Linked DNA regions of Mus musculus: region 1 is linked to region 2. Evidence: chromatin loops called from intact Hi-C (ENCODE). Cell type or tissue: heart. All regions are shown on one strand. Links, peaks and the distances in the headings refer to the core of each region. The heading gives the core; the rest is flanking DNA.

Evidence for each region. Hi-C counts contacts between places; a loop is a spot of excess contacts. Peaks named below come from ENCODE experiments on the same cell type or tissue, not always from the same donor. Only the 100,000 strongest peaks of a DNase experiment are listed, where the experiment ranks them.
Region 1: a loop joins it to region 2, with 2.5 times the contacts of the local background. A loop is called at or near these places in 3 of 42 quality-filtered maps.

Annotation. Positions count from the first base shown.
Region 1 is chr8:13,286,745-13,289,644 of GRCm38, forward strand. It overlaps Dcun1d2 (DCN1, defective in cullin neddylation 1, domain containing 2 (S. cerevisiae)), which reads right to left and starts at 1,382. Exons shown (of 7, transcript NM_001024504.2): 1 at 1,060-1,382. The coding sequence starts at 1,062. It overlaps Tmco3 (transmembrane and coiled-coil domains 3), which reads left to right and starts at 1,269. Exons shown (of 13, transcript NM_172282.2): 1 at 1,269-1,643. In heart, for the core only: no CTCF peak of the experiment used is centred there; DNase peaks (open chromatin) are centred at 797, 1,127 and 1,427; H3K4me3 peaks cover 2,434 bases; H3K27ac peaks cover 1,912 bases.
Region 2 is chr8:13,157,992-13,160,891 of GRCm38, forward strand. Lamp1 (lysosomal-associated membrane protein 1) reads left to right here and starts at 1,170. Exons shown (of 9, transcript NM_010684.3): 1 at 1,170-1,443. The coding sequence starts at 1,398. In heart, for the core only: no CTCF peak of the experiment used is centred there; DNase peaks (open chromatin) are centred at 1,200 and 1,750; H3K4me3 peaks cover 2,293 bases; H3K27ac peaks cover 2,040 bases.

The sequences.
Region 1 (2,900 bases), core at 181-2,680, 130 kb after region 2:
ACAAACATTTGCTCAAACAGATTTGCGGCCCACTACAGATTGACTGTGCTTTGCCATGTGCAAGCCTGGAAATGAGGGCATCAAGTCCAAGTGTTCCCAAATCTTGAGCCTCCCAACATTTCCTTCCCCAGTGACGTTCCTGTCCAAGAGCGCAGGTGAGTGGCTTGGCCGCTGAAGTCTGCTAGCAGCTGGTCAGAGGAGTCTTTCTGCAGCTCTTCTCCATTATTTCTTGATTTCTAGGTTCAAACCTTTTAGTTTTCCAGCCTCGTCCTTCTCGGTATTGGTTCCATCCCCTCTTCCCTCCCCAGGGTTCGGTCCTCAGTTCCCCTGTTTCCTCTACGCAAACCAAGCCAAGCCGACATCTCTCCCAGGACAGAGACAAAACTTGTCTTCCTCGGCTCCCATTCGCTTGCATCCTCTCGGAGCAAGGCTACCCCGAGACCCAAGGAATGGGACTGTCAGGCGTCCTCCCGCGGTCCAGGCCTTTGCACGGCTCTACTAGGCAAACCCTCCTCTACCTCCAGGGCGTCCAGTCGGTCCCTCCCCGCCTCCAGGATTCCCAGCCTGATCTCAGGAAGAGAGCGGGCGAGTAGGGGATATCCTCGCCGCGGCGAGAGCTGAGCGGATCGCAAACCATGCTAACCCCGCGGAGCCTTGCGCACCACCTTCCGGGGATCGCGTCCTTCCACCTCTTCCACAAACCTCCCCGGGCTGACGGCTTCAAAGCTCTGCCAGCTCCGCCCCAATCGGCGTCACTGTCCACTCAGAAGCGGGACGGCTCCGCCCAGCAGGCAGGTTGTCACCCGTCGCACAGCCCCGTCCCGCCCTCCGGTCCGGTCAGCACCCAGCTGACCCGGCGCCGCTGCCCTCCCCGGAGATCCAACTGGGCTCCTCACACCCCTCTTCACACCATGCTACTCCAAGTCAACCGCGCCCTCCCTCAACACCACGACGGGCACGCCCGGCCTCTCGGTTCGGTTATCCTAATGCCGCCACAGAGAGGTGACCTCCGCGCCCGGCTCTGGCCCGCACCTGCAGAGCGCAAAGCTAGCCACCTACCATGCTCCCCAAGGCTGCCGAAGCGACTTCAATTTTCTGCGCAAGCGCACGCCGCTCTTCCTCTGCGCAGGCGATTGCCGCGGCGGCTAGCAGCAGGCGCTCTGCGCAGGCGCAGTGTTCGAACGCTCCCTTCAGGTGACTGGGGGGGCTCGCTCCGTCTTCGGCTCTCCGCGTGCAGCGTGGACAGGCGCCCCTCAGCTCCGAGGCACAGCGTTTGGGTCACATCGTAACCTCTCTCGGAGGCTGTTGCTGTTCTGAGGCTCTTAGGCTTACGCACTCTCTGGAAGCTGGCTGGCCGGCCGGCTCCCGGGACTCCAGTTCCCGGCGTGCATCGCGCCGCGCGAAGGACGACGGAGCTGTCCATCGGCAGCCTGCTTAAAGGAGCCGCACCTACTTTCCAGCTGCGCGTCAGAAGCGCCTGAAGTAAGAAGAGGGCGGTGCCGTCCTCGGTGTCCTGGTCCCGAGGCCAGGAAAGAGATGAGGGCAATTCTTTGGCGGCCCTGAGGTTCGCTGCGTCGGGGAACTCTCGATCGGGGACAGTGATGCTGAGGTCGCATGTCCAGAGAGCGGCCTCCTCCATCGGGGTAAGCTCTGCAGCTGCGGGACTTCTGTCCTGAGATGCGCTCCACCGGGGTCCTCATCCGGGTTGCTCAATCCTGGCGACTCCTACCCGGGGCTCCTTCTTGGTTTGTCTCTTCCAAAGGGGATCCTTCCTAGGAGACTGCCTTTGTCTACTTTCCAGGGGGTGGAGGGTCTTTTCCTAGAAGTTCTTTCGGGGTATGGGGGAAGACAACCGTTTCCAAGACTTCACCTAAACTCGGAGGTTCAGCTCCCCGAGCCTCCCGTTTTTTTGTTCTTCCCTGTAATTTTTTGTAGTCTCTCTGTCCCGCCCCGTGAGGCTGCCCGCAGACAGCCTCTTCTTAAAGATAAACCTGGAAAGACGCCCCAAGATTGTCTCTTTCAATAAGGGATGTGGGTGCCCTGCAACACTTGACTTAAGCTTATACAGCCAGGGAGGTTGGCAGAGTCAACAATCAAACCAAGATGGTTTACACATTAATTTCTTAATTTAGGTGGTAAAACCAATCAAGTAAGTTGAAAGTGACAGGGAAGGTCACTCTGGCCCAGTGGGTTTAACCTCTCGTTTATTTATTGTCAGCATCCATCTCATCTTCCTGGGGTGCAATGTAGATTTGCTTACTTACCAGAGAAGTGTTTGCTACTGATGAAAGGGCCTCTTTCTTCATAGATCTTTTTCTCCTCCTTGGCTTCCCTAACTAAAAAAAGAACAAGCAGCTGGCTAGTGAGTAGGCTCTGTGTCTCCTCTCTTTGTGGATTTAAGTTGGCACCTCCTGAACAAATAAAGTAGCTATTTGAACAGCCCTTTGGGCACCACCAAGAAGCCATGGTTCATTGGTTCTAAGTCATATAGGCTGTTTGCTCTGCCTCTGTTTGACTTATCTTCCTTTGGTGCATGGCATCTTATTCCTCTTCTGTATTATATTCTCTATTTCTTTTTCCAAAGTAGTTTCAAGGATTGGCCGGCTACTGAAGTGCTTCATCTTTGGCAGCTACCTGTTATGTTCATGTGGGTACAGGTGCTCTTTTAAAATGTACTTTAGAGTTAAAATAGGCTTTGCTGATGGAAGAAGACACATTTAATCCCAGCACATGGGAGGCAGAGACTCAGATCTCTGCGAGTTTGAGGCCAGCTTAGTCTACATAGCTAATTCCAGGACAGCTAGGGCTGCATAGTAAGACTGCCTCAAAAATAGATAGGTAGGTAGATAGATAGATAGATAGATAGATAGATAGATAAATGAATGGATACATAGATAGAT
Region 2 (2,900 bases), core at 212-2,711:
TTTTAAGTTTTGTTACTGGGTCTACAATTCTGAGGAGGAAGAACTCAGCTTGAATGAAAAATCTGTTAACAGGAGGAATCCTCAAGCTAAAACTTGAGGACTTCAAGGTAGATCTGGTGGTCTCCGGCCTTTAGTCCCAGCACTCTGAAGGCAGAGGCAGGCTGATCTCTTGAGTCTGAGGCCAACCTGTCTAAGTAATGAGTTCTAGGATTGCCAGGGTTATATAGAGAGACCCTGTCTCCAAAACAATATAATAACATAAAAGCTCAGATTATTCATGCCATGGTGGCACACACCTGTAATCTCTGCGCTCCTGACAGGATGATTGCCCAGAGTGTGGGGCCAGCCTGGTCCATGCGAGTTCCAGGTCAACCTGGGCTTTAGGGTGACGCCATGTCCCCAAACATCAAACCAATCCTCGAGTTTTGAGTGTGACATTCACAAAAGAGGAAAATACTTTAGTATTGAACTCTTCATGGAAATAGTCATCTCAGGTAAGATGACCATCCACATGCCCTTAAGCAGCCAGGAATGGTCAAGAACACTGCGCCCACACACATCATCTGAGCACTCAGGAAGCAGAGGCGGGCTGATCTCTGAGTTTGAGGCCGGCTAAAGATATATTCTGAAATCCTATCTCTTAAAAAGTATCTTTTCCACATCTCCCACCATCTACGTATCCTAAAGGACTGTCCTCTGCCTGGATCACCGAATGGGACACATTCGGGGCTGACCCTAGACACTAGTATGTGAGCCTGAAAGTGGAGGTCAGCCTGGGCCTGGGGCACGGGTCTAGATGGGAATACCCACCTCGAAATGGATATGCACACTGTCCTGGGATGTAAACACTGGTATTGACCTAGACATGGCTCTCAACCAAGACTACCACTGGGCTGCAGGCCTTCAGGGGCTTGGACCTGAACTGTGGCATGTAGCTGGCCTACGGGGCTCAGTCCAGCCTTCATGGCTTCCTGTTTCCATCTTCACTTTCTCCGACAGCGTTTCTCCTTCCCTTACTCAAAGCCACAACCTACTTTCCATTTCGGGACACTCGGGAGAAAGGCCGTGGGGGGGGGGGGGGGAAGGGGGTGGGGAGAGGGCAAGATATCACGTGGTCCAGCGCCCACGTGATGCCGACTGGCACGTGACCACATCACGTGCGGAACGGAGCCTCCCGAAGAAGTGAGGAGTAAGCTGGCGGTCCACGGGCTCTCGCGAGACCCTCGGCTCACGTGACCGGCGGGCGCGGCACTGCTCACGTGACAGGCGCTGCCGGCCGCAGGGTCCTCTCCGTGCCGGCGCCGCAGCTGCGGGGCCTCTCGAGTCGGTGGACGCGCCCTCCCGCCGGCCTCGCCGCCCGCGCAACCGCCGTCCTCCGGCCTCGGCTGCGTCGCGCCATGGCGGCCCCCGGCGCCCGGCGGCCGCTGCTCCTGCTGCTGCTGGGTGAGCCCGAGAGGGAGGGAGAGAGAAGGAGGGCCGGGCGGGGTCGGTGTCTCGGGACGGACGGGAACAGAGCGGCAGGCCGGGCGGGGACGGGGCGCCCGGAGCCGCGGGCGTCAAGAAGGCCTCGAGCCGGCCCGCCCGCTCCGCAGTGGCGCTCGCCGCCTGGGAGCCCGTGCGGGCCTAAGGACGTAGGTGCGGGTTGGGAGCCCAGTCTGAGCCGCTCTGGAAGGAGCTGGGCTGGAGTTCCTGCCAGGCAGTGCTGCTGGCTCTGAGCTGCCTTGTGAGAGGACTGGGTGCTGCCTCGGACCCTGCCTGGGGTGCCGGGTGCCCTTCCTCGCCGCTGTATCCCGGCAACGCGGAGCGTTTCGCTGCGGTGCCAGCATCTTCAGGACGGGAGAGAGGTGGCTGGCCAAATCTCCTGGGCACAGAGGCTCACACCCCCAAATTCTGTGACTGTGACTTTATGGAATTCGTTTACCCTTTCTTTTATTTTGCTACTTGTGTGAACTCTCTGGTCCGTGAGAGGTGCGCTTACTCGGCGGTCTTAACCCAGAAGCCTTGCTAAGGGGACCTGTGACCCTTCACGGTTCAGGAGTTGTAGCTAATATACGAGTTGCCGAAACAAGTTCTGTTGTGTCAGAATGGCTTGGTAACTAGCTGGAGTTCAATCTCCAGCACAGCCAAAAACGACTTAAACCCTTAGACTGTTTTATACTTTTAAAATGGGGGGAGGGGTGTCTCACCACCACGCTGGCCTGAAACTCACAGGTTCAGGTTCTCGTAGTCTCTGCTTCCTAAATGCTGATTGGGATAAAATCCAAAGGACAGCCAGGTTAGGCCTCTTCATGTTTTTCAAACTACCTTGTGGCTTGCATAGTGGTTTATACCTTTAATCCTGAGCTAGTGTCAGGACGATCTCTTTAACAAGCCATTCTGGTCTATATAATGAGTTCTAAGACAGCCAGGACCGGAGACCCTGTTGCAAAAATGAAATAAATAAACGAATGAATGAATAAACTAAACTAATCAGTGGTGGCTCACACTTGTTAGACCGTGGAGGCTGAGGCAGGGGAATTTTAAGGTTGGGTCAGCCTGAGTTTGTAATCTAAGCACTTAGCAGGCTTATGTGGGAGACTTTCTGTGAATCGGAGGCCAACCTGGGCTACAAAGTGAGACACTGTTTCAAAGCAAAATCTAAGTGGAGAGGGAAAGTCTGTGACCCTGATTGAGTGCCCCTGTGCCATAAATTGTCCCAGCTTTCACAAAGGGACTTTAACAACTTAGACAGGATCTTGGTTGTGTGACTTCAAAAATAATTTTATCTTAAAAAAAAACCTCTGTAACGATGGGATTGTTAATTGTTCCTACATTAATTGCTATCACCTCCAAGCTGCTTAAGTGCTTAATAGACAACAGACTAGTGTGAACTGAAACTAGTATGTAGGATTGCTTAATGG